Linked DNA regions of Homo sapiens: region 1 is linked to region 2. A link is a loop called in an ENCODE intact Hi-C map of the cell type or tissue named here. Cell type or tissue: A673. All regions are shown on one strand.

Region 1 (8,000 bases), 1.2 Mb after region 2:
CATGAAAAATGATATCTCTTTACTTCTCTAATTTACATATCCCTGACTACACTGAGGTACAGCATCTTTACGTATATTTATTGGCTATTTGTATTCCTATTCCTCTTCTGAGAATTGCTAGATCAAATTGTGTACATATTTTTCTATTATATTTCTTGTCTTTTATCCATTTGCAAGAGTCACTGTTATAAGGAAAATTAACACCTTGTCACATATAGGGCAAATATTCTTTCCTAATCTATCATTTGTCTTTCAACTTTATAATGGTGTCTTTTGCCATTCAGAAATGTTATGTCATTATGTAGTCACGTCTATGCATATTTTCTAATGGTTTCTGGATTTTTCTGCCTTGCCTATGAGGGTCCCTATCCTACCCCCGAGGTCATTCATAGTCTCTTTCATTATAGTTTGATGTTTTGTAGTTATATATCTCTCTACCTAGGTCATTTATACAGCTGGAATTTCTCTTTCTATTTGCTGTAAGTTCCAAATCTATTTTTTTCCTTTCAGGTGAATATTCCATTATGTTAACACTATTTATAAGGTAATTCTTCCTTTTCCCACTAAATTGAAATGTCAGCATCATCATATATTAAGTACTTATTTTGAAGAATACCTGAATCAGTTTCTGTGCTCTCTGTTCTGTTCCACTGATTGATTTGTTCATTCTTGAGCCAATATTCATATTATTTTGATTGCAGTAGCCATATAGGGAGTTTTATTAGGTTGGTGCAAAAGTAACTGCAGGGTTTGCCATTGGCAAATTACTGTACACCAGTAATTGCAAAACCTGCAGTTACTTTTGCACCAACTTAATAAAATCTGTATGGTAAGCTCCCCTTTACTATTTGTTTTCTTTCACAGTTTTCTTGACAGTATTTCTATGCTTAGTCTTTCACATTAGCTTTATTTTGATAAGTTAAAAACAACAACAATGGTCGGCCGCAGTGACTCACACCTATAATCCCAGCACTCTGGGAGGCCGAGGTGTGTGGATCACCCGAGGTCAGGAGTTCTAGACCAAACTGGCTAACATGGTGAAACCCCGTCTCTACTAAAAATACAAAAATTAGCTGGGTGTGGTGGTGGGTGCCTGTAATCCCAGCTACTCGGGAGGCTGAGGCAGGAGAACTGCTTGAACCCAGGAGTCAGAGGTTGCAGTGAGCCAAGATTACACCATTGCACTCCAGCCTGAGTCACAAGAGCAAAACTACGTCAAAAAATAAATAAATAAAGTAAATAAATAACAGCAATGAAATTCTGATAATTGTTTTAAGTTTACATACAAATGTGGGAATATTAATGATATTCCCTATCCAGGAATAATACACATGGGCCACATGAAGTTGATATGAAAGCTGTGGTTTAGAAAGGTTATATACCTTGCCTTCCAAAGCCGCATAGCCAGCTAAAGACAGAAATTGCCTTTAGTATCCCTTTGGTGCAAATTTTACAACATTAGTAACCCTTTCATTCATATCTGAGAAGGAAGGTTGTATCACCTGAGGTCAGGAGTTTGAGACCAGCCTGGCCAACATGGTGAAACCCCGTCTGTACTAAAAATATGAAAATTAGCTGGGTGTGGTGGTGGGTACCTGTAATCCCAGCTACTCGGGAGGCTGAGGCAGGAGAATTGCTTGAACCCAGGAGGCAGAGGTTGCAGTGAGATTGTCCTCAACTAAATTACTGAGCTTGTCCTTGACTAAACTACATGGCAGCTTAGCCATTTACAGGGCAGTCAGATGCAAGCAGAATTTGACCAAGCATGGCACCAGTTAATAAGCAAATTGCCAGCTTTCATCCAAATAAATTCTTATTCTTCAAAATATCTAGATTTAATAAGAATGAGAATAAATTTCCACTTAATAAGTATCTGGTACACTCTTGGCTCAAACCTATCTTTACCTATATGAACTTCTGTCATTATAAATTAATTTCTTTGTTTAAAAGTGTATTCTTCTAAAATGTAAATATTATTATAACGATTACTACACATATTGGTGTGAATTGGCTTAATTGCTGCTCTTTTAAGAACCAGCTGGCAAAGTCCCTATTGAAATTAAAATGTTTCTCTTGGAGGGGTGGGGCATGGAGAATGGTTTTAGAAAATGGGACGCCACTTCAGAGTAGCTTAGGCTAAACAGATTGCTGAGAGATATGGGGAAGCTGGAAAGGTGGAGGGACTTGACAAGCTCAGAGGATCCCAGAGCTGGGCCATACAGGAGAGTAAGAGCCACGGAGCCGCACCAGTTATTTCACACTTTCCTTTGGGCTAAGAACTTTTTTGTTCAAAACAAAACATGAAAAAAGAACTTCTGTTCAGCCACCACTAGGTGACAAATGGAGCAAATCATCTCTACAAAATCAGGTGTCTTTCTATATTGACAGCAGTTGTATCCCTCCCATACTCAGAGGAGCCACTTAACAGGAAGTCCAGTCACCATTTGCCATCACTCCTGCTCAAAAACAATGCCCTTTTCAGAACATTTCCAAAGCTAAACCAAAGAACAGCAAGAAAATCAGTTTTAAGGGAAAAGCCTTGCCTGAAGCTGGACACGAATTGACAAGAGATGGAGCCACTAGGCAGCAAATAGGAAAACAGATAAGGAAAAAGCCAGTCAGATCAATAAGTTACCAAAGTCAGTTAATTAACCAGTCAGTACTATGGAGCACCAGCTATGTACTGATTAAATGTAGTTTTAAAAATTACTCAGTTTAACAGACTGATATTGGGTACGCATCACCTGGATGCCCAATGCTTCTGCACATCTCCATCCTTTTTTTTCTCTGGACAGAATAAAATTAGATTCTGCCCTTCTTATTAAATCAAGGTGGTGATGTTACACATAATTTTCTACTTATTCGGCTTATGTTTTATGTATATTTCTTTAAATCATTGGATCAAAGGCACATTTAAAATATTTCCTCAAATGAAATCAGGGCATGATGTAAACTGATGAGTGAATAGTTTTCTTGATAAAGAAAAGTAATGTCAAATTATTATTTCAGAATGTAGGGTAAAATATCAGTCACATATTCATTAACTTATTAAGAAGATTAGCATCTATCCTAAATTTATATGTGGGTATAGTAAATTTACTGAAACATTTTTAAATGAAAGGAATATTTTTAAATGTGATACAAAAAATGTCTATTATTTCCAAATGTAAAAGACATTTCTCAATATTCTGCAACAATATTTTAATACAGCCAGGTGTCCAAAACAATTTATAATAGACATATGCCTCCACTAAAAAATAAAAACAAAAAACCTCCTAAGAATGAAGGTTTGTGGAAGTGATGCTGGATTAGATGATACAAGTCCTGGGTTCTACACCAGGTTGTGACCTTGAGTTTGCTGTACCTTTATAACCTTTTGTTTCTTGTGCTGGGGATATTACACATAGTTGATAGAAGATGAAAATGAGATGAGGCATAGTAATAGGCCTATAGAACTGCAAAAAGCTGTCAAATGCAAAGCATTCTATATCATACAAAATTAGTGTACTTTACTGTGGTGTGTCTACAAACTTCTCTTACTGTTAACATCTTCCATTCCTTGAAAGAAAATAGGACATAATGAACTGATAAAATTAAAAAATTTTAATGCCAGTATCAAACTTTAAATTCAATAGAAAAGCTCACTAGCTGAAAGATTTTGCCTTTTTTTTGTCCTGTAAATATATCATCTCTAAATCAATTTGTTTTTGTGAATTTGTTTTTTAAAAATGAAGTTGCTTTACTGTACATACATAATCGTTTCATTATTATTCACCTAATTGATTCAAGACATTCTGTACTCAAATATCCCCTTCCTGAATGCTCAATTTGATCTGATTACTTTCAATTCAAACTCTTCCTGTCCTGGACACAGAAAGCAAGGGAAGTGCTGCCACCAACAGGAAAATGCAAGTCCCAGTATTTCCACTTACACTAAAATTCTCCATGTTCCCCACTTGGAACTCTTGTTAAATAAACTAAGGCATCGTATAGGCAGTAGCAAAGAAAAATGGAAAAGCTCCTTGGATGCATATAACTTAAATTTAAAACTAAATAAAATTACATCCTATATCAGTAAGAAAAAAAGGCATCTAGAATAATATACTCAAAGGCAAATTTTCTCGGGGCAAGGTGTTACGAACATCACTGGTAGCGACTGACCTTTATTAAATATCTAGTAAGGAGTCTCCATGAAAATATTATTCCTGTATGCAGCGCTGTTATGCCTAAAATACAAAGAACATTTTAAAGAAAATGGTAGCATGCATTCAGTACATAATTTGTTTAGTGTAATAGAGTTTCATGCCTGTACTGTTATATAAGAGCACAGATATATAAAATGCTGCACTATTGTTCTTCTATTGAAAAAATAAAGGTTTTGGCCAGGTGCGGTGGCTCATGCCTGTAATCCCAGCACTTTAGGAGGCCAAGGCGGGCGGATCACGAGGTCAGGAGATCGAGACCATCCTGGCTAACACACAGTGAAACCCCGTCTCTACTAAAAATACAAAAAATTAGCCCGGCGTGGTGGCGGGCACCTGTAGTCCCAGCTACTCGGGAGGCTGAGGCAGGAGAATGGCGTGAACCTGGGAGGCGGAGCTTGCAGTGAGCCGAGATCGTGCCACTGCACTCCAGCCTGGGCGACAGAGCGAGACTCTGTCTCCAAAAAAAAAAAGAAAGAAAGAAAGAAAAAATAAAGGTTTCATGTTTCAAGAGCATCACTCAAGATGACCAGGAAAATGCAATACTAACATTTTTTAAGTATATGATTTTTCTTAAATCTAAGAGGTTTTTATAATTACAAATTATAAGTATATATTATATAAATATTATAATTGTGTCTGAAGATTTGGACACAATTGATGGTTAGGTATATGTATACACATAGGCTTTCCCAATTCTTTTATTCAAAAGCTCTCCAGTCCTTGATCTAGAATCATCTCTGTAGGCATTAGAGGAAGCTAGAACTTGGGTTTTCTGGAGTCACAGCCTTGAGAAGAAAATTATGAGTCACCCTTAAACCCCTAGTTCATCCCATCTATTATTTTAACCACTCAATTTTTTTCATTTCAAATAGTTCTAAGTTTCAAAATACCAAATTCTTCACTCAGGTGCACCCACACATTTCCCACTGAGTTTTTGCAAGTCATACAAATAAAACTGAAGCTACATTTATACCAAATGAATATGGCGTTTGCTTATTTTATATCCAGTTAATATTTGTTTGATGTTAAATTCCTTATAATTTTTATGAGAATTATTAAAAGTCCCAGAAAATTAATTTCAGGGAGCATGTTTTTAATTCTTGACTTTCAACCTCCTATTAAGCACTTACTATATGCTAGTTCCTGTCTGAGGCACTGGGTGAACAAGATACAGTCTTCTTCACTCTAAAACTAAGAATTCATGAAGGAAAAATTTTAATCTCTAACCTATGGATGAATTTATTTGTAAGTATTTCATGAACAAGTCATACGATAAACACAAAAGAGTGTATTAGTAAGAACTGGTGAAATTTGACAACTCTGTTAATATCCCTAACATGTTGGATCTGGCTGTTAGGTACTCAAGTGTCATTACTCTATTTCAGTGTTGAGTAACATGAGTTTTTTTCTTCTATCAAGTTACAGTATTCAGACCACACTATTCTGAGTGCATGAGTCTCTAAAAATGAAGATGCCATGATTTAACAACACTTAAAAGGGCAAAGAGCACAGAAGAGCTCAAAATTCCTCTATCCTCACCTCTTCTTTCCTCACAAACTTTCAATTCACAGCACACAGCTGTAGGAAGGCTGTCACATTGGGGATGTGAATTGTAGTCCTTCAGGCACTTTGCTTCCTCAGCTGGCATTGTCACAATAGCTTCCCAACTAGAATCCATGCCTCCAGGCTCACCCACATGCCAATGCCTTCTCCGTGCATTCAACCATTCTCCTTCCTGTTAAAAACCCTTCAGCGTTGCCTTAGAACCATTAGAGTAAAATCCAAACTTCTTGGAACAGCATTTGAAGACCTTCATGATCTGGCCCTTCCTTAGCTCCAGCTGTACCAATTTCTTGCAGTTCCAAAAATCTACCATGCTCTTTGTTTTGCCTCCTGACCTTTGCACATTTTAGCCCTTCTGCTTAGATTTTTCTCTTCTCTTCTGTTCCCCTTTTCTGGCTTATATGTGCGCTTAAATGCTCTGCTTAACTGTCTTCTCCCCCAGACCTTTCCCTCATCTGCAAAGGGGTCAAGTGACTATTAAAGGGTAGGTTAGGTGCCTATCAAAAATTCTCCCATAGAAACATGTGCCCACTCTATCCTATCTTAGTGTATATAATGTTTTGTGTCCATATGTAATCATGTTTAATTATCTGTCCTTCCAATTATAAAAAGCAGGGAGTCAGTTTATTCACTTTGAATCTTTAATCCATGGCATGCGGTAGGTACTATGTTTACCGAACAATAAAAATACACTGAATAAGGTATACTGAATTAAGGAATAAATTTTCTCTCCTGAAAATGAGCCCTATAGGCTTGTCTGCTCACATCGGCACAAGCTTCTAATTACAAGCGGAATACTCATGAAGGATGGATAACTTGCCAGAGAAGATTATCTTGCTATTAATTACTCAAATAGGAATGTATATAAAAATACTGCTTAAAACATTTGCTTTTGGCTAAGCATTAAGAATTCTCTTGCTCTGGGCACACTAGTGGGCATTTGTAATCCCAGCTACTCAGAAGGTAGAGGCTTGAGCCCAGGAGTTGAAGACCAGCCTGGGCAACATAGCAAGACCCCTGTCTCAAAAAAAAGTAAGAAGAATCAACTGGCCTCTGATTTTTAATTTCCTGGTGAGCAGAGCAATACAATATATCAGAGGAGGGATGGAGAGCTGAATGCAGACTGGGGAGTCATGAGCCATGTCTGTTTGCCCCAAAGTACTGCTCATTTGAAGTTTGATTACCAAGCAGCAGTCAGTTGGTATAATCACATTTCAAGCCTTGTCAAATGCCCAGCTATTTTTCCACGATGACATTTCTGTCATCTCCCAACTGTAACACATCTCCACATGAGTATCCAGAAGTGGATTCATTACTCAATTTAAAAAAGGCGGGTCAACAGGTTGACTAAAGACTCACCCATGAATGTAGACTGAGTCATGACATATTCTCACAGCTGTCACTGATACCTGATTTTCTTCATCACCCAGGTATGTGTGCTTAGACTAGGCAGTCTTTCCCAGCACCTGCAGCCTAGGATTCCATTCTCATTTTGAATACTTCCATTTTTCTTCATTTATGTGCTGCCATTGCTTTTAATTATGACAACTTCTTGCACTTTAAAAGGAAACCAAGTTCAGCAAATGTCAAAAAATACTTGGCACTGATTAAAACAAAGATGACTGATAATAAATTCCCAGAAACCATTTCTGCTGCTGATAATGTGCTTCTTCTTCACCTGTGAGAAAAAAATCCTTTAGCTATCTAGGATTTTCATTCAAATGCTGAGAATAAAAAATAAAAAAAGATTTGAAGTGCTCAACATAACAGTACACAATATTTCATACTGGGGGTAAGGTTTACCACCAAAATAAGCAGTATAGATACCTTGATAACATCTTTTTCATTCCTATGCTTAGGCAAAATGTCTGTATAAAATAATTTTACCTTGTTGGATTAAATAGCATCTCCTGCAAAAGCAATGTATTGAGGTTTACTGCAAGATAAGTCTCACTCTTCCAGAATTTAACGTTTTTTCAACTGGCATTTCCCTTAGCTACAGGGTGATAACTGGCCTACAAAAAGTTAAAGCTTAAGGCACTGTAAGATTATATGACTTGTGAATCACCAAAGAGTAACTAAATAATGGCTAATCCTGATCTATGATTTGGATGTGTTGTGTGGTATTTAACAGCTGCAAAGATTTGAGTGTGTTGTGTAGTACTTAACAGCTGCAAAGTAGTAAAAAGGTATCGAACTGTAGTTCTCAGTCCTATCTTTGCAACTCTAGGT
Region 2 (8,000 bases):
AACAAAAAAAGAAAACTTCAGGCCAATATCCCTGATGAACATTCATGCAAAAATTCACAATAAAATATTGGCAGCAGACTGAATCCAGCAGCACATCAAAAAGCTTATCCACCACGATCAAGTTGGCTTCGTCCCCAGGATGCAAGGCTGGTTCAACATACGTAAATCAATAATGCAATTCACCACATAAGCAGAACTAAAGACAAAAACCACATAATTATCTCAATAGACACAGAAAAGGCTTTTGATAAAATTCAACACCGCTTCATGTTAAAAACTCAATAAACTAGGTGTTGAAGGAACATGCCTCAAAATAATAGGAGCCATTTATGACAAAAAACAGTCAATAACATATCAATAACATACCGAATGGGCAAAAACTGGAGGCATTGCACTTGAAAACTGGCACAAAACAAGGATGCCCTGTCTCACTACTCCTATTCAACATGGTGTTGGAAGTTCTGGCCAGGGCAATCAAGCAAGAGAAAGAAAGAAAGGGTATTCAGGTAAGAAGAGCGGAAGTCAATTTGTCTTTGTTTGCAGATGACATTATCCTATATGTAGAAACCCTATCATCTCAGCTCAAAAGCTTCTTAAGCTGATAAACAACTTTAGTGAAGTATCAGGATACAAAGTTAATTTGCAGAAATCACAAGCATTCCCATACATCTACTGCAGACAAGCAGAAACCCAAATCATGAATGAACTCGCATTCACAATTGCCACAAATGAATAAAATATCTTGGAATACAGCTAACAAGGGAAGTGAAGGACCTCTTTAAGGAAAACTACAGACCGGTCAAGGAAATCAGAAAGGACACAGGCAGATGGAAAAACATTCCACGGTCATGGATAGGAAGAATCAATGTCATGAAAATGGCCATACTGCCCAAAGCAATTTATAGATTTAATGCTATTCCCATTAAACTACCGTTGACATTCTTCACAGAATTAGAAAAATCTATTTTAAAATTCATATGGAACCAAAAAAGAGCTCGCATAGCTAAAGTGACAGTTGTAAGCAAGAAGAACAAAGCTGGAGGTATCATGCTATGATGCCTTTAAACTTACTACAACACCACAGTAATCAAAACAGCATGGTACTGGTACGAAAATAGGCACGTAGACCATTGGAACAGAATAGAGAACTCAGAAATAAACTCGCACATCTACAACCATCTGATCTTCAACAAACATGACAAAAACAAGCAATGGGGAAAGGATTTCCTATTTAATAAATGGTGCTGGGAGAACTTGGTAGCTATATGCAGAAAATTGAAACTGGATCTCTTCCTTACACCTTATACAAAAATTATCTCAAGATGGATTAAAGCCTTAAATGTAAAACCCAAAACTATAAAAACCCTAGAAGACAATCTAGGCAATACCATTCAGGACATAGGCATGGGCAAAGACTTTATGATGAAATTGCCGAAAGCAATTGCAACAAAAGCAAAAATTGACAAATGGCGTCTAATTAAACTAAAGAGCTTCTGCACAGTGAATGAAACTATCATCAGAGTGAACAGACAACTTATGGAATGGGAGAAAATCTTTGCAATCTATCCATCTGACTAAGGTCTAATATCCAGAATCTATAAGGAACTTAAGCAAATTTACAAGGTAAAAACACAACCCTGTTAAAAAGTGGGCAAAGGATATAAACAGACACTTCTCAAAAAAAAAAAAAAAAAAAAAGACGTACATGCAACCAACAAACACATGAAAAAGAGCTCAATGTTACTGATCATTAGAGAAACGCAAATCAAAACCACAATGAGATACCATCTCATGCCAGTCAGAATGGCAGTTATTAAAAAGTCAGGAAACAACAGATGCTGGTGAGGTTGTAGAGAAATAGAAACACTTTTACACTGTTGGTAATGTAAATTAGTTCAACCATTGTGGAAGACAGTGTGGTGATTCCTCAAAGATTTAGAACCAGAAATACCATTCGACCCAGCAATCCCATTACTGGGTATATACCCAAAGGATTTATAAATCATTCTATTATAAAGGCACATGCACACCTATGTTCATTGCAGCACTATTTACCATAGCAAAGACATGGAATCAACCCAAATACCCATCAGTGATAGAATGGATAAAGAAAATGTGGTACATACACACCATGGAATAGTATGCAGACATAAAAAAGAACGAGATCATGTCCTTTGTAGGGACATGGATGAAGATGGAAGCCATCATCCTCAGCAAACTAATGCAGGAACAGAAAACCAAACATTGCATATTCTCACTTATAAGTGGGAGTTGAACAATGAGAACACATGGACACAGGGAGGGGAACAACAGACACTGGGGCCTGTTGGGGAAGAGTGGGAGTGGGAGAGCATTAGAGAAAAGAGCTGATGCACGCTGGGCTTAATACCTAGCTGATGGGTTGATAGGTGCAGCAAACCACCATGGCATACATTTACCTATGAAACAAACCTACTCATCCTGCACATGTACCCCAGAACTTAAAAAAAGAAAAAGCTATAAAAAAGGCAAGATATTCAAAGAAAAAGGAGCTAGGCAACCAACTATATTAAAATGAGAATTCTATAGTAATCACAGTTGAACTTTTGCAGTGACTATACAATATGCTGCATTATTTATATATAGGAATGAAGGCTTGAGAAAATGAGACATCAATAGAAAACTATTTTCTTCCATAGTAATGGGATTTGACTTGATTAAAAATTATTCCAAATACATTTTCTAATTTCCTCTCTTTTCAACTATGTACCCTGAACCAGTCTATTTAGAAATTATTTATTTGGTATTAATAAAGAGAGGCATGCTCCCAAGTTCAGGTCAAAATCTTTACTGACTAGAAACTGAAAAGGTCACCCAGGGCTGGGAAGGATTTTTCAGTTTTGGGTACTTCAAACACTTTTTGAAGTTGTCTTTCTGAATAATTTCTTAGTAATGTAATTTTTATAGCATCCATAGTATAAAGCCCTAATTTAGGAAAGGCTTGCTTGGTCTTTTCAAATATTCCTGTTCCCCAAAGGATGATAATGTATAATGTACAAGGAAGGAAGTGGTGGGGGAAGCAGTGCTAGCACACCATGACGTTGATCAGAATATTCTGAAAAGAGCCACTTGATGGCAGCAAAAGGCATGTTTTCAGCACTGATTGTCTCATTAATGAATCACAGGAAAAGAAGGGTATCTTCCCCCTTCTGAATTTCTGAAACTTGGTGTTGAAATATTCTCCTGCTGTGTTGTTAATGGGCTTTTTGAGGAAATACATAGTGAACTCTTTAATAAGCACTTGTTATTTTGTGATGTGCTTGGCCCCTTTTACTTTATGTTCCAAAACAGGTTTAAGTAACAGTATGCATAGATACTTATATGCTTGCATATGCATCTATATGTTTATAGACTTATTTTCATATTATAATGATAAATACTGTGTCTAGCACTGAGGGAATTAGACATTTGACTCACTGGTAAAAATCCTTCTGTGAACTGGAATGTTTCCAAAGAGCGCATACTATTTGGGGCAGAATATGAAGAAGCTGATTTTTTTAGTGTTAATCAAAAGGAAAAGTTCCATTTTTCTTGATACAAAGCCTTTTCCAGAGAATCAATTACCAATATTAATACATCACTATGTGTTAAGTATTTCAGAGAGAGAAATTGAGAAATAAGACAAAGTGATACAGGCAATTTTGAAAATAAATGTTACTATTTATTTGAAAATAAATGTTACGTATTCAGGACCTGAACAACGTGAAGGTGAAAGTTAGGTGGTGACTGTAATGAGAATGGAATAGACTCTGTCTCTCTGTTCTGTTTCCTTTTTGATAAGCTTTAGTAAGAAGTCACGTGGAGAACTCATCTGGCTGGGTGTGGTGAGTACCCTCAGTAAGTGTGATCTGACCAGGACGACTGCACCAAAGGAGGTGGCAGGAGAGAATATCTGAAATGGAGACTTTCCTAAAGTGTAAAATGCATGGTTTCTTTTTTTGTTAGTTTGTTTGTTTGTTTTTGAGACAGAGTCTCACTCTGTCGCCCTGGCTGGAGTGCAGTGGCGGGATCTCGGCTCACTGCAAGCTCCGCCTCCCGGGTTCACGCCATTCTCCTGCCTCAGCCTCCCGAGTAGCTGGGACTGCAGGCGCCCACCACCACGCCCGGCTAATTTTTTTGTATTTTTAATAGAGACGGGGTTTCACCATGTTCGCCAGGATGGTCTTGATCTCCTGACCTCGTGATCCGCCCGCCTTGGCCTCCCAAAGTGCTGGCATTACAGGCGTGAGCCACCGCGCCCGGCCAAAATGCATGGTTTCTATGTGCTGAGGGGGCAGCAAAAGCAAGCAAGGATAAATAGGAAAAATAAATGAGGGAGAGACTGGCATAGACTTCGAAGGCTGAAAGAAATTGTTCAAGATCCAATTAAAGTCCATGCACCAAGCTGACTTAGGCCTTAGCCTCTGGAGCTCTTACATTTATCCCGATTTTTGAAAGAATCACTAATACAGTGGTTCATAAGTATGAAAAGACTCTCTGGTTTGTAGCTTCAGTTTCTGTCGTCACAGTTGTAGGCTTCAGCACATAATTTTTCTCAAGGCTGATTTATCATTTAGTGGAAAAAAATCAGGGTGAACTTTTACTTTAAGCAGTAGTTTATTTTTAATTAAATTTTTGTTAAGTTCACCATTTTCAACACCTTCAGTAATGCTTTCTGATCCCTTACACAAACTTTTTTCCTTTTCTAGTCAATATTGATTGAGTAGTAGAAGCCCAGGTGCACATTTTTACTGATAAGAACAGTGATTTTCACTTCTTATTGCTCTTCAAGTAATAAGGTGGTCAGCCTGCTTCCATTGTTTACACCGGTAGCTTCCTTCCAAGGAAGGAGTGTTTGTGTGTTTGCTTCTTTGTTTTATTTATTTTGGGAGGTGATATTTGTTTGTTTTGGGAGGTGGTATTTGTTTAATTTATTTTGGGAGGTGGTAAGAAAAAAATTAAATTTAATAAAATATAAGTGACCTAAACTGATGAAACTATTGAAGTACAAAGCTACCAACTGTAGCAAATTAAAAAAAGAGATACAATATGATTTCCAAAGGTATGTAGCTAAACACAGCATTTAGGGGTGGGTAAAGAATGGACGACTGGGAAAGGGTTCAGGAGCTAGTGTGGGAAGAGAGCCGAGTTGTATGTTTTAATGAAGCCCAGAACTCCTTGATTCAATAGCTGAAAAGCTTGATTGGCTGCTCATACAAGGCTGGATGCAAATTCTGCTGGAGTGGTGCTTTAGATAATTTGTTGGGTTCACTCTTAATTAGGCTAAACATTGACTTGCTTGTACGATTAATTCACAATAATAGCACAATTAATTACTAAGGCTGGGAGTAAGGGGCAGAGCCAGTTGCCGAGAAAGGGCTGGTGGCAAGAAAGGCTGGAAATGAATGGCTGATTCTGGTCAAGGGGGTTGACCCAGGGAGGCCCTGGAGAGGGGGGTTGAGTAAGGGGAGAGGGAGAAGGAGAGGGAAGGGGGTAAGAGGGAGGAAGAAGAAAGAGAATGAGACTAGACTTATTTAGCTAGAGGAAACAGCAGTAGGGCACAGTTTGCTGCTGTTAATACTATTGGTTTTGCATTACTTGGTTTTAATAGTACAAAGGTAAAATAGCACAGCATATCCAAATTATCACGAGTTTAGTTAGTGTTGTTTGAATTGGTGAAGTTTTAAAACATTAGTGAAAAACATAGTCAATGTTGGATCCTTGTTACTCTGTGGGAGTGCTTTATTACCTATTCAGAATGAACACTGATTTGACACACTTAAGAGGTGTTCTGTGATCGTTATTCATGGTTGTTTACTCCAGCTCTCTTATTAAATATTTTATCAGCTTGTTAGAGGGGGAAAATTCTGATTTGGCAAATAAAATACTTGAATGTTAGCCCCATCTTAACTACATAGAGCAAAAATAATGCGGAAACGTTAGACAGTTTTCTCATTTTCTAGAAATGAGTTGTTATATCATTTATAATTAATGATATTAATAGTGATATTAATATTACTATTCCTGACATCATCATCATCATTAATCTGGGGGAAATGCATGCTTCCAAGGTGAAGAGGCAAACTAAATTTTTAAGGTTGCAAAAAATCTTGGTTGTCTTTGGCTTTATTTTATGTGGGAGGCAGTGTGATATAATAGAAACAGCATGGACTTTTGTCCCAGCATTCTTTAGCCATGTGACTCTGAGTAAACTATACTTTCTGAGCCTCAGTTTCCTCAAGTGTAAAATGAGGATGTTAGTACCCATTTCAGGGTTGTTGTGACAATCAAGGAAGATAATAAATGCAAAACAATTGGTATGATGCCCACCATATAATGAACTCTTGATAAATATTAGTAGCTATTATAAAAACAGAAAACATATATTTTAGTTGAAGTACTTTAGCTCTCAATAAATATTAATTGCTGTAATTAAAAACAATAAATAATTTGGCCAATATAATGAAATGACCTAATTTATGGCAATAATATTATTACGTTATCATGCAATTGTAATAGTTATTATTAATTTCATACAAAATGCCCAAATGAATACCTGGCTCCAGTAGGTCTTTAATAAATAGGAAAGTCTTATGCCATAGTACTTAATGTGTAATCTTAAAGATACTTATAGAGTGAAATTAGCCCATGGAATATATGGCACCTGGCTTGAATGGTATTGGAATGCATCTTTATGAATGTAAAGCAGTTCCTTATTTGATTTTCCATAAATGAAAAGTAAATATTAAAATCTATAATATTTCATTAGGGTTCACAAGTTATATTAACTAAATGATTATTTGATAATTCTTTTTAAAAAGAGGAAAAATTTGATACAATTATGGATGATAGCATGGGAATTAATAACTCAGTGGCCTGTGTGTATGCACATGTTGTGTGTGTATTCGTTATCTAGAGCCCATACGATAATGAATATCTTTAGATCTATCTGAGTTCCTTCTTCCCAGTGGTGAGTATGTAGGAAATAATTACTTTCTAGTCATGGAAAATTGATGTATATTGATAGCCTGAGGTTTCAAGGCTTACCAAAAGTTATATAGTCTGATTTAATAAATTAATAAGAGATCGCCCAGCACCATCTGAGAAAGTGATATTTCTGTGGCAGGTTATCCTATTTGTTATTAACTCCATAGTTATTCTTGAGGAATTGATGAAAACAGTTAACAGAGTCCTATTAAGAAAATATTTTAATATTTAAATATTTCCCTCCTAAGGTAGCATCAGTGACAGTACAACTGTTATACATTATCCTTGCTCCTGAGTTAGGAATGTCTACAAACTCTTCTACCGTTCTGGTACCAGGTCAGGAAGGTAATACTTTTTTTCATAGTGGACTTAAGTAAGCTGCCTGTGCTTTCTTAAGAAGAGCATCACATTGGAATTGGTTAACTTTTCTCTATTTCATTTGCCTTTAGGCTACCACCAGGGTACCCTGACACTCTACTTTTTCTTTTTTTCTGGAGAAGCAAATATGCATAACATAATTAAGTTAGTGTCAGAAGATGTGGGATTATGGGACTTGAAAGAGCAAAATATTTACAATAGTAAAGTTCTTTAGAATTGGGACACTCAAAGACTGATACTGATTTAAGTAACATACTAAATTAATATCCTTATTTAATTTTAAGAACCACCACTTTATGTCATTTACAATAGAAGATCAATAAAATAAAAACAAAATATGAAGAAAGGGAAGTATTGGATTTTGATATATATTTTGTAGCCTACATAGTTTAATTCTCTCTCCCTAAAATACATATTTTAAAAGATTAGGAGGGGCCGGGCACGTGGCTCACACCTGTAAACCCAGCACTTTGGGAGGCCGAGGTGGGCGGATCACGAGGTCAGGAGATAGAGACCATCCTGGCTAACGTGAAGAAACCCTGTCTCTACTAAAAATACGAAAACAAAAAAAATTAGCCAGGCATGGCGGCGGGCGCCTGTAGTCCCAGCTAGTTGGG

What was found. Peaks named below come from ENCODE experiments on the same cell type or tissue, not always from the same donor. Only the 100,000 strongest peaks of a DNase experiment are listed, where the experiment ranks them.
Region 1: it touches region 2 in a loop (11-fold over the local background); 3 of 110 quality-filtered maps call a loop at or near these places.

Annotation. Positions count from the first base shown.
Region 1 is chr12:45,119,079-45,127,078 of GRCh38, forward strand. No RefSeq gene overlaps it. Among named protein-coding and RNA genes, the nearest start is that of DBX2, 72 kb to the left of the region's middle. In A673, CTCF peaks have their summits at 2,337 and 3,905 (motif pointing left); a DNase peak (open chromatin) is centred at 3,893.
Region 2 is chr12:43,954,824-43,962,823 of GRCh38, forward strand. The region is part of intron 3 of TMEM117 (transmembrane protein 117); the gene reads left to right. Among named protein-coding and RNA genes, the nearest start is that of TMEM117, 120 kb to the left of the region's middle. In A673, a CTCF peak has its summit at 3,103 (motif pointing right); a DNase peak (open chromatin) is centred at 3,168; H3K27ac peaks cover 1,609 bases.